Linked DNA regions of Mus musculus: region 1 is linked to region 2. A link is a loop called in an ENCODE intact Hi-C map of the cell type or tissue named here. Cell type or tissue: left cerebral cortex. All regions are shown on one strand. Links, peaks and the distances in the headings refer to the core of each region. The heading gives the core; the rest is flanking DNA.

Region 1 (8,832 bases), core at 332-8,331, 160 kb before region 2:
TTTTCAGAATATAGGGCTTACATAAACAAGTACCACCAAACCTCAACTTTCCTATACTTTCGCCACAACCTTAAGTCTGCATCCCAGTTCACAAACTGTCAAGTTTAGAAGAGGGCTATTCCAAATAAGATGACGGAGGGAGTCCTGACACCTGTCTTCCCACTGGTACAGGCATCTCTATTTCTAGGCAGTAACAACGCAAGAACACCCACAGTTCTAAATCTCTGGCCCAAACTCTCTTGGGAATCTTTCCCACCCATCTGCAGCTCTTCTCAGCTTTGGTGTGGGTTTTTGTCCTATCTGAGATTCATGTAAGTGTGTCAGACTGGCACCTGTAGGCTGTCAGAGATGATGCCCATACGCAAGGGGGGGCTTCTTTCCTGTCTGCGACACCGTTCTTTTCCCCTGTAACATCACACCCACAGGGAGAATGATCTGTGAATTTGGCATGAAAGGAAAAAGAAGAAACTCATATTTTCTTGTCCACCTGGCAAATCATTCTTGAATTTCTCCTGGTTGCTGTGCCACGCAAGGCAAGTTGTTGGTTAGGGGCTCTGCCCTAGAGCTCACAGTGAATGAAATGTCCACCTTCCCGATGATGACAAGATTTTCCTGTCCTGAAAGTCTGTTGTGTCTTTGGTTGGTTGGTGAGGAGGATGTGCTGGGGACACACCTGTGCCTCTCCCTAGGGATTGGAGCGTGGTTGATTGTGTCACCTTTTGCTCTACCCTTCCATACTGTGTTTTCACACTTTACCTGGGCGTTTTTCTGTGAACATCTGAAAGACTGAGTTGGAGAACCCAGAACTAAACTCTAGAGATCAGCAATGTATGCACTCTAGGTTGACTTCGAAAGCTCAAAATGATTATGTCAAGTCACTCCCACAACCTCCATTATGGTTGAACATCATCAGTTCAGATGAGAGGATAAAGAACACTCAAGAGAGGATGAAGCTGCCCGAAGGGAAGTGGCCAGTTTGTAGTGCAGCTAGGGCAGGCTCTCCAGTCTCCTGTCTCTTCAATTTCTAGTACCTTCTCTACATTGGTGACTCTCTTCAGCATCTTCATCCTGCCTGCTTGGTCCTCACAGTCAAGCAAACTGATCAGCCTCTGAATTTCTAGTATAATGTGTGTCTCTAGCTTCTTATGCAAAGGCCAAATGTCCCTGGAAATAGAAACATGTCCTCATTCTCACATACCACCCTAGCATGCCAGCCTACCCTTGATCCAGGCTAGGAACCCCCCCAAAGGGAAATGAGAGACTGGGGGGCAAACCAAGACCCAAATGTGGAGCAGAATATCTGGGCTCTGTGCTTTGGTTTCTCAGGCTGAAGGGGCAGCAGGGGACTGGCAGGTGGAACTGCAGGCCAAGCTGCAGAAACAGGACAGTGCCAATACTTTTCTAGGACTGTAACTGATAAACTGGGACATCCACAATATTTCCTAAGCAAACTAGGTTACCCTCCCCGCTGCTGCAGCTACCCGAGGGCATTGGGCAGCTGGGTGACCCAGAAATGGTCATCTTCTTGTCCAGCTCCATCTGGAATTCTAGCCCCCAATTCCCTAGTACTGACAGCTCTAGGTGGAAGGAAGCTTGACAACATCAAATGGAATCAAGTCCATTCTTATTTCAGGAAGCTTATCCCAAACAATAAAGAGGGAGAGGCATAGGCTGTCCTTTTTTAAAAAAAAGGCAGAATTAGGAAGTAAAGTAGCAATAAATCTTCCCCCATCTACTTTGTTTTATAGTCCAGAGAAGCACAGTGATTGTAGAAAAAAGTGTGCCATGTTGAAAAAAAAAAAAAAAAAAGCCTTGAAATCAAGAGACATCAATTTGGGTCACTAAACTTGGAGAAATTACTTCCTCTCTGGGCCTGACTTTCTCAGTGGGACAATGAATGGATTGGCTTAGATGGTCTCTGATTCTCTTTTATGCTCTGAACGCCTAGTTTTATACATGCTGTCTAGTTAGCATTGCTAAAAACAATAAGAAGCACAGTCACTATCTTAGGATGCTCTGTCCCTGTTCCATACCTGAGTGCCTGCCTGGCAACCTTGTGTGTTTCAAGATCCTACCAAATATTGAGCATTCCAGACTCGACAGCAGTGCCTTCTCCTTTTCCCCTGAGCCGTGTGTCCTCTCATGAGTTCACTCTTCCTTCCAGATCTTTGAGTCCTCATATGTGTAGTTTGTGTAAAGGGTAATATTGTGCTTTCTAAACGCCTAGAGAATTAGACAAGAAGGTAGAGACTATAGTCAGAGAATGTTATGGTTAATTACCAACAAAGCCGTTTTATGGTTGGTGGTGGTAGGACTAAGCATATTCACTTGAGACTGACCTGTTGACTTCTGTAGTCTGTCTGTAGATATAGTTTGGCTCCAAAGGGAAAGGTGCCCAGAGTACATTTCAGCTAGTGCCCGTTGGGCATAAGGGACTCCAGGTATTCAAACTTCTGTGCGAAAAAATTGAACAGCACCCTGTTCACCTTGGAGGCTTGCCCTGACTACCCATTGCTAAGAATGCATCAGGAAGGCCTTTCTTCTAGGGCCACCCATTCAGCTCCCAGTGTTCCTGAAGGAGCCTTCTCTGAGAGGCAAACTGTCGTTGTCTTATACCCAGCCCCCATGTCTCTAGCAAGGCAAGAAGATTATAAAGAAATAACCTAGGGCAATGGTGTGTCTGAGTGCATGTGTATGTCTTGTTTTCAACACAAGGTCTTGTTTTGTAGCTCAGCCTGGAATTTTTGATCTTCCAGTCTCAACCTCCTGAATGCTGGAATTACAAATAGCAAATCAGATGTACAAAGACTTCTTGCCATAAAAGCGTCAACCTTATTATTTATCCCCAAATGTTAAATTTATTAGAATCAGTTCCCAATTGTGTCCTGGCCACAGAACTCTGCTCATTTTAGGTTTCTGGATGGAAATAAGTGGTAGCCTGGTGTTGAGATCCACCTAAATCCTCTGTAGAGGCCATGCGACAAGGAACTGTTCACATACATGATTTTGGAGACAGATTTGCTAGCCTTGCCATTATTGGGATGGAATACCAGATATTAATGATTAAATTATTTAGGCTTATTTATTTTATGTATATAAGTATTTTACCTGTATGAATGTTTGTACACCATGTGTATGTCTAGGGCCCATAGAGGTCAGAAGGGCACTTCAGATCTCCTAGAACTGGAGTTACAAACATTTATGAGCAGTCATGTGGGCACTAGGAATTGAAACAGTGTCCTCTGCAAAGGCAGTTATTACTCTGAACCATCCAGCTATGTTTCTATTTCTGACATGAACAGTTCAAAAGGAGGTATTTTAACTCACAGTTTCAAAGGTTTCAGCCATGGGGAAGCAGAACATCATGATACACACACACACACACACACACACACACACACACACACACACACACATATATATATATATAAAATCAAAATAAAAAATATTTATATAAAATCAAAAGCTACCTGGTTCATTCTGGCCAGGAGGCAGAGAAAGATGAAAAGAGGACCTGGGACCACCTTCAAGGGCAGTCCCCACCACCCCTGTGTCCTGCTTCCAGCTAGGTTCCACCTCCCAAATTTCTACTACCTTCCCAAATCCCGCCATCATTTGGTTGGTACCAAACTTTCTTCAGTTTCCAAGTGAAGATAATGAACTGTGTTAAAGGGCTGATGACCAACAAAGGATGTGAGGGCATGTTGGCAAGGCATGGTGTTCTAGACTTTAGCCATATTTATGCAGGCTCCCTCACATCTTTGATCTTGCAGAACCATGTTAAGGCATTATTTCTCCTGTGATGAGGTAGGAAGGACATAGCTCTGAGGTTAGACTTGAAAGGATCCAGAACCCAGATAGCAGCATAGTCCCAGGCTTGACCAACACATGCATTCTTTGCTTCTTCATCTCAAAATGGGAATGAAAACTCATGGATATTTCTTGAGGAGTAAGAATATATTAACCACTCAGTTGAGAGAGAGAGAGAGAGAGAGAGAGAATTTTTGTGTAAAAATCATGAAACAGATAACAAGAATCCTTTGACAAAAACTTCAGTAAAAACCATCGATGATAAAACAACCAAGTTTCTCTCAGTTTGTTTTTGAAGAAGAGACAACATACAGATGAAAAATCAGCATGGGGAGAAAAGGGAGAGAAATGTGTAGTGGACAAGGAGAAAAGGCCCAGGAGTGGCCAGCAGGAATTGTAGGGAGAGCGATCCTCCATACAACCCTCACCGAGGAGAGGGGAGAATCCTCCACCATCCTGGCCAGTGTTCCTGGCAAAGTGAATGTAAAGGCTTCCTTCCCCCTGCTCAGTTGTGTTCCTGCTACAAATAGTGATTATAATGGCAACAATGAGAATTTAAAACATTGCTTAATAAAGAGTGCTTGAGAGTTTTTGTTTTGTTTTAAGGACACAACCCAGGCATGCTCTCTCCTCCCTTACCTTACTGTACTGGGCATGTGTTTTAAATCAGTGTGGATGATATTCAAAGACGGAACATAGAAAAGAGGACAGGGTTCTCACTTTAAATGTTATCTGACTAGCAAGTAGTCACTAGTGTAGCCTCTTCAGAAGTCTATTAATGAACCCAAGAAGCTTGAATGCAGTACCATTGTCTATGGCCCACAGATCATATCCTGTGAGTCAGTCAGCTATCCAAAGCTTTGGGGTATTTCACTCCAATGCTGACTCAACTGGATTTCAAAAACTACAAATTGGCATCTGGTCTGTGGAGTTAATGTGTGCAGGGGCACCCATCTCTGTTGTCTAAGTGATTAGCCCTTGAGAGACAACTCAGCTTGTAGCCTTTCTAAGTGACATCCTTATTCACCCATCCTGCTTCTTGTCTGCTAAGTGTAGAGAGTAGGAAAGGGTGAGAGCAGAGAAGTGAGCAGCAGCACAGGGCATACACACATATATGAAGTTTTCACTCAGAAAACAGCTAGAAAAGGTCCTGGGAATGAATACGCTGGCTACAACTCTTCTTACGTGTTTTCATTAAGAGATCGAAGTGACCCATTCAGTAGAAACAGGAGAAAAATCGTACCATGCTCCAGCAGAGTCAGAAAGTCTGCTGTATAGAGGATAGCTGCTGTAGGACAGAGAAAATCAACCCAACTCATTTGGAAGATAATGCATTCACACCTATTATAGAGATTGTGTCCAGGCACAGTTAGCTGGGGTACTTAATAATCAAGGTGTAAATCTGTGCAACTACCTACACCAAGCAGAGACTGTGCTATCCGAGGCTTCCAGGGTGTTTCTCGCTCTGGCTCTGGCTCTGGCTCTGGCTCTGGCTCTGGCTCTGGCTCTGGCTCTGGCTCTGGCTCTGCCTCTGCCTCTGCCTCTGCCTCTGCCTCTGCCTCTGCCTCTGGCTCTGGCTCTGCCTCTGGCTCTGCCTCTGGCTCTGCCTCTGCCTCTGCCTCTGCCTCTGCCTCTGCCTCTGGCTCTGCCTCTGCCTCTGCCTCTGCCTCTGCCTCTGCCTCTGCCTCTGCCTCTGCCTCTGCCTCTGCCTCTGCCTCTGCCTCTGCCTCTGCCTCTGCCTCTGCCTCTGCCTCTGCCTCTGCCTCTGCCTCTGCCTCTGCCTCTGCCTCTGCCTCTGCCTCTGCCTCTGCCTCTGCCTCTGCCTCTGCCTCTGCCTCTGCGGTCCTCTCCCTTCACTACCATCTCTGGCCTCATTATCTTGCTCAACCCACCAGAGGTATGTGGCCTCTGTCCAGTACCATCCATCTTATATGTTCCCTACTGCTCAATAGGCCCAAGGAAAAGTTTCCCTTTTGTTGTATTGCCAGCAAGTGTTCTGAGACTGTGGCTCATCTGGCCAAGAACTACACCAGCATTGGGAGATAGGATACTCTTATTGGTCAGACTACAGTCCTCCAGTTGTCACTCAAGAGCTCCAGAGTGGAGGAAACACCCCTTCTGAGCCAAGAGCAATAAGCAGTATTGCTGTGAATAGAGTCTGACATGATCCCCTAAAATTAAGACTCATCCTTCCACCTGGTCTACACGAGATGCCAGTGGGAATGAGGAGGACTGGCATCTACTAGTATCCAGACAGTGGCCGGGGTAGCTCACTGCGACTCTCTCTGCCCTTCTGAGAGTGATATTTTCGAGGTAAGGGGGAAGATCTGAGATAGAAAAGTTAAGGAAAGATATAAAATTAGAGGTGTTCTTTTCTAAGAAAATTTCTTTAAGAAAGCCTACATCAGTCTTAGGGTATTTGTGGTCAAAAGCACAAAGCGCAGATCACTTTTCCTGCTTTGCCAAATGAAGGAAGCTCTTCATTACAGGCACAAACACAGAGAGGAGAGCCCCACATCCTTAAGTGGGCATGGTGGAATAAACTTGTCATCCTGGAAGTGTGTAAAGGGACACAGAGACCAGATGATTGGTGTGAGTTCAAGGCTAGCCTGGACTATAGAGGAATAAGACCTGGTCTCAAAAGAACTGGAAGAAAGTTGTCAGGTCTGGTGCAGCTTGTCTGACTTGTCAGCATAAATGCACAGGGATAAAACCCAGAAAACACCCCGTCATTGAAAATAGCTGACAGTTGTTTCATATTGAGTAATGATGTCAGGCTGCATGATGGTGCTGGGATATGGTTTGCTGCTTTTGAGTACTTTCAGGTCAGAGCACAAACTCTACACGCAGACTACAGGAAAGTTATCCCTAGGTAAGTCTAGTTTTGGAAGATAACACATTGGAATTCCTGTGCAGTTCAGAGATGTGTGAAGTTAGGAAGGGAGGAGATGTTTTGCTAACAGACCTAACTGGCAGTCTCTGAGGTGGGTGTCAGAAGCCCCACCATCAAATCCCATGTGATCCCTGCCCCTCACTGGGCTGAACTGACCACCCCCATGGACCTTGGAATGGCTCTCCATCCCATGGCGTCTGCAGGAAGCCTACCAGGCTGAGACTGTCTAGTTCCTTATTATCCATCATTATCGGGCTGACTCTCTAATTGAACATAAGCTATTCCTTTGCAAAGCTTCTTCTCTTGGAAACTGCCGGCCAAAAGATGACAGAACCAGCTGCAGCCCTCTCTTTGAACTGGCTTTCTGTCAACTGGGCTTTGCAAAATGCTTCATGTAAGTTATCTCAGGTGAATTTCACCACGGAGTTTGCAAGACCAATTAAGTAGGATTTACAATGACATTTAAAGTAAGAAAGGCAGAGCCCGCTTTCTTTGTTCTTGAAAAGTGGGTCTATGGGTGATTCCCTCTTTGCAGCTTTCTATCTATTCCTACTTTTAATGACTATGCACTTTATTTCTTTTTTAAATAAAAATGCACAGTTAAAATAGAAAAGATGGCATGCATTAAGCTGTACACGGATCACAGCGCTCACATTCTTTCTGTTCTCGCCCTTCTCTGCTCAGTGTTACACCATTCACAGGCACACACTTCATTTGCTCTGGGTTTCTCTTTCCATTTCTGTCTCTTTCTCTCTTTTCTCCTCTCTCCCCTCTCTCTCTCCTCACTTTCTTGTTCCCATCTCTCCCCACTCAGCTGCATCTCTCACAGAGACACCCAGTCTTGTCATCCCTCAGCCTCTTCCTGACCCAGCTCCATACCCAAACACGAGTCTCAGAGACTACTTCCCTGACTCTGTGTCTTTCATTCACAGACACACTCGCTGTCAGTCAGACCTCAGTCTCTTGCTTTCTCTTCCCTGGGTTCTCATCCATCTTCCTAGCTTCCCTCCTGCCCTCCCCTTCTGCCTCCTCCTGCTTCTCCCTTGCAAAGCACACACTCCCGATGATGAGTTGTGCGCACTTACAACCATAGGAGTTATGGATTCAATTATCTCAACTCTGCCGCCCTCTCCCCACGTTGCTTGAAAAGTGAGGACAAGTGAGCCTCCTAATTAAAACGTTACCCGTCTCATTGGAGCAAACAGACAGTAGCACGGAGCTGGGAAACAAAATGGAAAGACAAGAGCCCATCTACCTTCCCTTAGCTGGACGAGTCATTCGTGGGCTCTCTGCTTTAACACCAGCTCTCTGCCACTCTGGGCATAGCATAGACTGGGGACAATTTGCTTTTTGTCTACCCCTCCGGGTAAAATGATAAATTCTTTGTCTGGACACTTTGGAATAATCATGGACTGAATCAGGGCTTGGCTGCAATCCATGGACTCCCAAAACTTTTGAAAAAGCTCCTTTGTTAGTTGTCAGCTGTAAAATAAACACATCCCTGGCACCTCCTACTTCCCATAATGCAGAGTAGATGTTGGCCATATTTGATTTGCCACCCTCACTCTTAGTTGAGTTTGCTCTCTTTGTTTGCTGAGACAGATGCAGCTCCCTGGGAACTGGCTGGCAGTGAGCTCTTCCCAGTTGACAAGACTAAGCAGAAGTGGGTAGGCTACACACAGAGCTATAAAATACTCCCACATTACCAGATCAGTTACCAGCTCACTCCTAATATTTTGGAAAAACTATGGATAAGTTAATGGTGGGACTCAAGAGAGCTGCCCATCACATGCCCTTCCTTGGGAAGCTTTTTCAATCTCTAGCTCCAAAACTCATAGGAAGTTTTAGTGCTACTGTCCTTGAGTGGTAGAACCCTCACACCATTGGAGCTACCCATGCTCAGAAGAACTGATGGGAACAGAGACACCCTCACTGATCAGTAGGGTCAGCATGTAGACATCTTCGGGAGATGGTTTGCTTCCTAGTGTACCACATTTTTGCCATGTGATGAATACATAGTCGAAAGTCTCCCTTTCAGGGTGTTCAAAAACAGGACCTGGTTTTGTAATATAAGGGATGTTTATGCCTACGTCTTTGAAGCTCAGAATGTGAGAATGAGTGAGTTCTTC
Region 2 (8,832 bases), core at 463-8,462:
TCTCAGCTACTTAGCTATCTAGAATAGACAACAAATATAAACACTAAGACTTGTAAACACGTAGAGCATTAACAGGGAGCAATAGCTTACACTCAGCCAGTGGAATGTGAGGCCTCAGCAGACAATTGAGGCTACTCCAGGAAGTATTTGGCTAAGGGAATGTGATCTGATGCCACATGCATGCTTTCTCCCATTTCTTCCGTCTGTCCTATAACATCAAAGGCTGCATTCTAAAGTCACGAGGAAATCCTTTCCAACAAATAGCAGGTATCAGCAGAGGCAGCTTGGAAAGGCAGCCTTGTTAAGCCCAAAAGAGGTTAGAAAGACTATGCAGCTCTCAAACTCCAGGGAGCTTCACACTGTAGTCTCTATCAACAGAACTAGCTACCTGCAATAACTCTATGCCCAGCTTGTGGGATTACATACAGCAGCCCCCAGAGGAAGCGGTCTTGGAACACTAGCCAACAATATTTGGAATGAGGAATCCAAGGCACAGAGTGAAGTAACCTGCTCCTTGTTCCATCAAAGTGTTGACTGTCCATCACTAGCCCAGGACGTATTTCATAACACATTTTTGGATTGTGTTCATAAGGCCAATGCTCCTCTTGTATGTAGCAGAGACATTGCCATAGAGAAAGTGCTCTGCATATCCCGATAAAGAAATAATTGATCATAGACAACTCTTTAAATTAATTCAAAGGAAATCAAATTAAAAATTTATTTCCTGAGCTATACCAGCCATGTTTGGGGTGATCAGTCTTGTGGTGAGTGGCTGGAACTTTTATAACCTCAGAAGGTTTATGGAGTATGTTTAGGTATACAGAGAAACCAGGAGGCAAAACTGGAAACACTTTTGGGTGAGCTGTGTGCCAGGAATTGTGGGTCCTGACGTGCACAAGTGCCTTCAGTCATCACTAGGGCTGGCCTGAGGGTGTTTCCTTGAATCCTGCCTTAGAGAGGAAGCTGCAGGATTAAGTAACCAACTATGATTACACAACTTGTAAGTGGACTTGGATTTGAGTCTGTCTGACTTCAGAGATCAGGACTTAAGGATTAAAGAACATAGACTACAGCATTGCTATTGAGCCAAGAAAACAGATGCCATCCTCAAGATGGGAAAGACAATTAAAGGGCTTGGAGCTAATTACAGGAATTAACGAGGCTTGCTGCATACTTGAAGAGAAAAGCCCAGGGGTGATGTAATCCCATCTCTAGGAATGGGAGGCTGATGGGCTGGTAGCATCCTCTATAGGTGCTATAGGCCAAAGGAGAGAAAGGGCATGAAACAAAGCCAGCTCTGGTGTTCACAGGCCATGCTTCTGAGTGTGAAGAAAAGAAGATGAGGTGGGCCACCATACCTTGAGATAACCATAGAAAAGTAGTCTCCTTCAAGGCTGGCTCCACCCTGGAAGGTTCCAGCGGTGTCAGGGAAATGGAAAGGGGATTTTATTTTTTCTCTTGGTGGTAGAGTCAGAGGAAACAAGGGAAAGAACAATGGATAGGCATGCTGAGGGACCAGTTATTCCCTCACCAGAGCTCTATTGGGAAGTAGATAATTCCTTGATACCAAATCACCTTTTTCCCACTTGGTTCTTCAAAGGTCCTTTTTCTTGGGCCTTGGAAACACCAAATGAGGCTGCAGTCCTTGGAGAGCATCTCCAGCTCAATCCATTCACTCTGACATGTGAAGATGCAGATGATCCAAAGTAAAAGTAGTCTCTGTCTGCCAGGCTCTGGGCTGGGGTTCTGGAGTCACATCTAACTGTGAAAGCTCCGGTGGACTGCCAAACTCCAGACGCCTTCCTTCAACAGGACAAGAGGTAGCCTTTTGAGGTTGGTTGAGGCACAGAACCATGCCTCAAGAATCTCACTGGAGATAAGTGTGGGTAGAGGGAGAAGGGCTGGGAGGCTGGATTGCCTTTGATCAACCATTTCAGGTTTTGTTTTATTTCTCCCTCAGAAAGTGGTGCTATTAAAACTCAATTTAATTTCTCTGTATAAGATCTTGACGAGGCTTAGAGGTCATTTCCTAGCTAGGAATGTCATATTACAAGTAAAGAAACAGGATCGTAAAGGTAAGATGATTTGCCTATGATAGTTCAGCTGGTCGGTGACCGAGCTAGAGCTGGAACCCTGAGACTGACAACATGGAGGTTTTGATTGGGAGTTCTCAACATGAGAGGCATGTCTGTTGCCTACTATTCAGTGCTGGGAACCTAGTCAGATGGCAAAATAAGAGCAGGTTCCTCTTTGTTTACTGCAAAATTCAAGCCCTAAATTTGTCAAAGGAGGCTGGAAGACAGAGATGGGGTGTGGACTTGGGATCTGGACAAAGCTCAGTTGCGCCACAGAGACAAAGTTTTGATCTTGCTATCATCAAGATTCTGAAGGACATAGTGCCTTTGAGTATCCAGCTTCCCCTTTTTCCCACCTAGCTTCACGGATTTTCCTCCCACTGCTTTGCTTGTGTTGTTAGTTGGTTTCTTCTCCTACTCTCCAAGCCCAGCCTGAGATGGCCCTCAACAAGCTCTCTGTAGTTTCATAAACCTTCTGAATCCCTAGAGATGTAATAATGCTTTGTGTGCTGTTGCTGAATGTATACCGAAAATGGATGTTGATTATGTTAAATTATGATGTTTGTCAACCTTCATCTGCTCTTTGTACCTTATGCTGTTTCATGTAGAATGCAGTAGGATGTAGCCACATCCTCTGTCTGTTGTCTGTATTGTATGTGTACCTGTATGCTCTGTCAGTGTCCCTGTACCCTTTTGTATGTACAAATATGTTGATGTGTATGCTCTTTGCAGCCTTCTGATGTCTGTCTCTGTGTTTATTTAACCTTGTACTGATGTTCATAATGCAATAAAACAACCAAAATAACACAGCGCCTTCTGGCGATTTTTAAACCCTTGGGAGATTCTCCTTTATCTGGGATGGATGCATGTGTTATTACTAAAAGACAGTGGGTTGGATAAATGACTCTTTAATGACCTGGGCAGGATTTGTAGACTCCTTGACCCTTTAGTGGATGTAGGCAGATAAGAATGTGCTCATATATGTGGGGGAAAAAAGTGATGGCTGCCTCCACAAGCTTGCCAGGTGAACCACTATAATCTAGAGTTCTGCATGAAATCCTAGAGTACAATGCAGAAACGAGGCAGCTAATTATCTGACTGTGCTCCCTGGTATATGTAGAAACTCCGTGGAACCCACTCTTTAATAGCAACGACAGAAAAACGGCTTAAACTACTGTGCAAACCTTTGCCCTGAAAACACTCTTTCATCTCAGGAAGGACCATCCTTCCTGCAGTGCTTTCTCTGCTGCCCATTTAGAGGATGCTTCAGATTTTGAGATAGTCCAGTTCTTAAACAAACAAGCAAACAAACTCAGCATTCCTGTCCTGAGCCAGAGATGTGAAGATCGGAGGAAGAGGGTGGCTTGTCACAGATCACATGGGTAAGCCTAGGTAGAGGATTGGGGTGTTGCAAACAGAAGAATGTGTGGTTACAACCTAATACATTGGTCTCCCATTTTCTAGGGATCTAGAAACCTGGCTAAAAGTCTCAGACATATCATGAATAACATGATGGTGAAGGGGGGGAGCGCACCCACCCCCACATTCTCATGGTGAAGAGAAAGAGCCAAGGTCTTGGAGACACTAGAATTTAAAAATTGCTGCTGAATCCAGACAAGTTATGCTTCTGGACCTTCCGTGGGGTAGGAAATTGGATCTGAGGGAGGCTACCGCAGCACTTGTTTCCCAGGAGTACCCAAGTTCTCATGAGAATGTTCCATAAACATGTTCCTAATACTGCCTTGAAGCTTGTAGGTGCCTACTCTGGGATTGCTACAACTAGATTTCCAGAGGCTTACTTCTCCAGCACTAGTGGCTTCTCAAAACAAAGCCTTTTGTTTAGAACCTAGAAAGATCTAGCTGGAGTCTTATCTATTTGAGTTGTTGGGAGAAATTTTCAGACATTTCAAACAACAGATTAACTACTTTTTCCTCCAGTGTGCAGTTATCTTTCCTCCAGAGAGTAGGAATAAATGTGGTTTGTTTCCCACAATTCCAAATTCACACTCAGATTCAATTAGGAAAGTTCTTGCCAGGAATATCTTCCTTGGGCATGCTTGGGTTCATGAATATATTGCAAAAGCAGACATTTTCCTGTCTGCTAGCCTTGTAGAAGTGGAGGGTAGGATTCCACAGACTTTAGCCCTTTGAGTTAGTGTAGGAGGATACTATAGTGTCTGTCTAGAATCTTCCCTCCTTTAAGTCCTCCTTGTTTAATCACCATATTCGTAGTCTACAACACTCTGAAAATGGACCATGAGTCAGACATTTCAAGGCTCTTTCATGGCAATGCCACCTCTATAAATTGAGTCCTACATAAGTTCTAAAGATATTCTAGACACGTAAGCACCATGGTGTACCTGATTTGTAAACCAATGAGATTGGTGTTCCAAGAAACAGGATCCTCAAAGAGAGGATAGACCCCTGACTTCCAAAAATTATGCAAAACTCAAATGAAGAAGAAAGCCTCGGACCTGTTCTTTCATATCACAAAATAACCTAAGATAAGTTAGAAGAGTAGTGTAGTCCAAGAATCATGGAGAACCTAGGGGAAGATGTTTCTTACAGATATGGTGACATGGGAAAGCTTCCTGAAGGGAGTTGAATTGGAGTGAGACTTGGAAAGTAGACAGGCACACTCTAGGATTCCATGACCAAGCACTTCTTAAATGATGGAAGACATGTAGTGTGATGATAAGTGAGAAGCAGTTATATAGTCACAGGCTTTGGATATGATAGAGCTGGAAAGGAATCTTTTATCCCTAACGTGTGGTTGTAACATGACAATTCGCAAATCCTAATGAAAATTTCCACAGAAATGGAATATGGGGTGTGTGTGTATGTGTGTGTATGTGTGTGTGTGTGTGTGTATGAAAGACAGCAGAGAGACAGACAGACAGACAGAGAGACTTTCTAAGGCTGATATTTATGAAGCTGATGAAAATTAATTTCATCAGTGATACTTAGAAGAGTCCACCTCTTCTTATTCCCCAGCACACCGATACCTCACTTCTGTTTCTTGTCTGACCTTTCTGCATCATCTTCCTTTGTCTGTTTTGAGCTGTCTTCATTTCCTCTTTTTCTCTCTCCTTCTCCCCTTTCCTTGACTCCCATCTGAATCATTTTGGAAAGGTGCTACAAATCAACAGAAGAGTCTCTAACACTGGTTAAGAGACTCTGGGCATCACATAGAAATCAGTTAGGGTTGGACAAATCTTTTGCACATAACTTCTTTCTTTCTTTGGAATAAAAGATGTTATTTTTGCTCATTCAATACCATAAAAGTCCTCAGTTACAATCATATTAGGACTTAGATAGGATCGGGCCCCACAAAGTCAAGCCGAGCAATAGCTGATGTTGTAAGGATGAGATCAGCGTTGCTCTCTGAAATCACTGTCAACAGTAAGAGGAACACTGACCTGGAAGAATGTTGAATGACTAGACAAACAGTAGTCTCACACCACGCAGTAATGGAACTGAGATGATAGGATATCTTTATAACTTTAAACTAAAACCAGTCAAGCAGAGAGCATCTTTCTTTTATGTCCACTAGCAGTCCATGGCTTACAAACCAGGGTTCAGCACCTAGGACAGCGACAGCTCCCCAGCCTGACCTGCTGTCTACTAGATAGAGAGGATGACAGGCGGACTTGAGGCAGAGCATGAGAGCAAAGAGATGTTCACAGTGCTCAAACATGGCTAGGTCCAGAGTGAGGAGTTCTAGACTTCACTTTCTATTGGTAGACAGGAGATTGGGTTTACAGGGTTGGGAAAAATGCTTGAGGGGCCTCAACTTGTGGGTAGTGTTGCTATGGAGCAAGCATGTCCCAGTAAACCCAGGAGAGTAGTGACTCAGCATCCACACGCGCTGCTACTGTAACCCTTAGCAGCCTCTTTCACTGAACACTCAGCTTCTCTATTTCTCTGAGCTGCCTTTCTAAGAGTGATCAGAAAGAAACACACACACCAGCAAAAAGCTGGAGGGAGGCTGGGCTTGGCCTGGAGGGAACAGAGGGAGCTAGTCGACGTCCAACTGAGGAGAAAGAGAAAAATTAATGAGACCATGTGGATCTGAGTACAGGAGGCTTTCCAAGGAGATCTCTGGCCAGGCCTGGTGCGAGGATTCTGGCGAAGGGAAGCAAGTGCGGGCAGGGAGGCGAAGTCTCCACTGTGCCTTCCAGGTCACTCAGTAACTGAGCTGCTCTGCACTGATTCTGGTTGGGCTGGATCAATGAGAGGCCGACTAGACAGTGAGGAGTGTGGCAGAGCCTCAGGCAGTGAGTGCTTCAGGAGAGAAGATCTCTTCCCAAGTGTTACATCTCTTGGAACAAAAGGCTCAGACGATGGAGTAGTTCTCGCACACCTTTAATTCCCTGAATCAGGCTTATATACAGTTTTAGGGGTTATTCAGGGTTTGACAGCAGGCACCTCGCATCTGCTGGGACTGAGGGCTTGGGGGAAACCTTATTTGCATGTGGAAAGGCTTGGTGCTGCTGATAGCCACACACTGATAGCCACTCCTGGGAGGCGGGCTGTGGGGGCGGTAACTTTGACAGGAGCCAGGGGCTCAGGAGACATGATTGAACACCTTCTGTCCCATGTAGGTGGAAATCACCACCTATCAGGTCTCCAGGGTTCCAGACCTTTGCTCAACTGGAGAGCAGACTGTCTGTGTGTAGCCCACTGCCCCACAAGACCATGGCAAGGGTGAGGAGAGCTACTTGGCTTCCTGATGTTCTGTGGTACTATAGGCACATGTGTACCTTGCCCTGGGTAGAGGGATGTTAGTGGTCTCACTGATCATTCATGACACACAGAAGAGCAACTTGAAAGTGGGATTTATAAATGAGTGATAAGAACAGTAGATCTGGGGTGGTTGACAAGAGAGGAGACACAGAGATCAATGGCATTAAGGGGAGGAGGAGCAGGAAGGCATACATAACGCACTGCTCTGCACCTCAGGTTGACAGCAGTGACTTCATAACATCCCTGTCCCCTGATGGTTCCTCAGCTGTGTCCCTCTGGTTCCTCACCAAACTCTCATTGCCAACTGTTTCTCAATATCACAGATGGAATGTTGCTGCTGAGGAACCCAGCAGTGGGCAAAGAGCTACAGCCTCTGCTCTTGCTGCAAGGGGTAGGGGGTGGGGGTGCTCCTGAGATGGACAGGGATTTGAGTGGCTACATAGTGTAGTAGCCTCAAGCAGAAATGGGGTAGACAGTGAGTGATAAAACACTTCTTATACCCACTGCTGCCCATGTAGATTACACTGATTCTGAAACCCACTGATGGGTAAGCAAAGTTCTTGTTCTGCCCAATTCCTGTGCAGAAAGGTTCATCGGATGCCCTGTTGTATCTTTTCCTCTGTATTTGACCTGCTAGAAAGAACTTAGGCATTGATGAAAGTGGGTCTCCACCCAAGCTTCCTAACTAAGACACTGGCTTAGACTTGAATCACTAATACCGCTCTAAATTACAAGCAAGTCATAGGAGGTCATTATAGACTGATCTTAGTGCCTCGCCAACACATCTCAGGCAATGGCAGGCTCAGTAACTCATGCCACCACTGCAAAAGGTGCTAAGCAATTAGGAACTGAAGGTCTAGCTTCCAAATAAATGTGTGTTCTGAAACTAGGAATTGCCATCTCCTTCATGGGATGAGACTTCTCTTCTGCATGATAACACATTGTTCTCATCTATTAATTGGGCCCAAGGAGAGCTCCCATCTGATAGAATTGAGATTATGAAATCAGAGAGTGTATGAACAAGGCTGAGACTCATACCTGGTACTTGGTAAGTGGTTTAGCCAATACTATTTTGCTTGGTATTATTAACCCTCAACATGACTTTAAGTTTCAAAACTGTGTAAATTAAGCAAAGTTATCCTAATACTCATATCTGTGCATAGTCTCCTTCATTAAGGGCAGTCAGTGAACCCACTCCACATGACTCCTGCTTCCCAGGCACACATATGTGAGGTGGGAGATAAGATGCCTGTGTTAGTGGAAACTATAATCCGAGGACATAATTTAAAGATTTGGGGGAGCACATTCCTGCATTTAATTCTGTACAATTGGAAATGAGTGCGTGAGCACAGTTTGTTCCTCAGGGAGCACATGCCTTTGCCATACACTAAGTCTATCTCAAATCTCCTAAGCTTATGAGTCTGACGAGGAGATGGTGTCTTGCTGTTCGGGGCATTTATTTGCCCAACGAGATGCATCTTTTCTTCATAAGTGTATGAAGCAAGTGTGTGCCATTGATCCAACCGATATTTATTACCTATCATGAGCCAAACACTCCTATGGTATGTCTTCCTTTCTGAGCCTGTATTGACTAGACAAGGATGTGTGTCATTTACGAGAACCCTAACGTTTAAGCCCCCCCTCATCATTAGCCTGTGCCTCATCTCTGATTGACAGACACTGCCATAAATTCTTCCCCCGCCCCAACTCCATGGAGATTGTCACACCTGGGGATTTATTACCAATCTATCTGAGCCTTTTCTTCTCCAACCTCTTCATTAATGCAGTACAGGAGTTTGGAGAGCAGTTTGCTGGGGAAAGGCAAGAGAGCTGACCAAAGGAGCCCTACAGGGTGAGATCTGAGTGAACCGCCACACCTCAAAGTCATGCCGAGGCTTGACATGTGTGGAAACTTGACCTTGTCAGTGTTCCAGATTCGTTTTCACACAGGCTGATTCACAGGGACTCAGCTCACTGGAGGGCTCGAGTGTGCATCACTTAAATATGCATT

Evidence for each region. A loop is a pair of places that touch in the nucleus more often than their neighbours do. Peaks named below come from ENCODE experiments on the same cell type or tissue, not always from the same donor. Only the 100,000 strongest peaks of a DNase experiment are listed, where the experiment ranks them.
Region 1: it touches region 2 in a loop (2.2-fold over the local background); 2 of 42 quality-filtered maps call a loop at or near these places.

The regions. Positions count from the first base shown.
Region 1 is chr11:66,417,752-66,426,583 of GRCm38, reverse strand. All of the region lies in intron 2 of Shisa6 (shisa family member 6), which reads left to right. Among named protein-coding and RNA genes, the nearest start is that of Shisa6, 100 kb to the left of the region's middle. In left cerebral cortex, for the core only: no CTCF peak of the experiment used is centred there; a DNase peak (open chromatin) is centred at 8,163.
Region 2 is chr11:66,255,883-66,264,714 of GRCm38, reverse strand. All of the region lies in intron 2 of Shisa6 (shisa family member 6), which reads left to right. The region is part of intron 1 of Gm12296 (predicted gene 12296); the gene reads right to left. Among named protein-coding and RNA genes, the nearest start is that of Gm45945, 13 kb to the left of the region's middle. In left cerebral cortex, for the core only: no CTCF peak of the experiment used is centred there; DNase peaks (open chromatin) are centred at 4,292 and 4,676.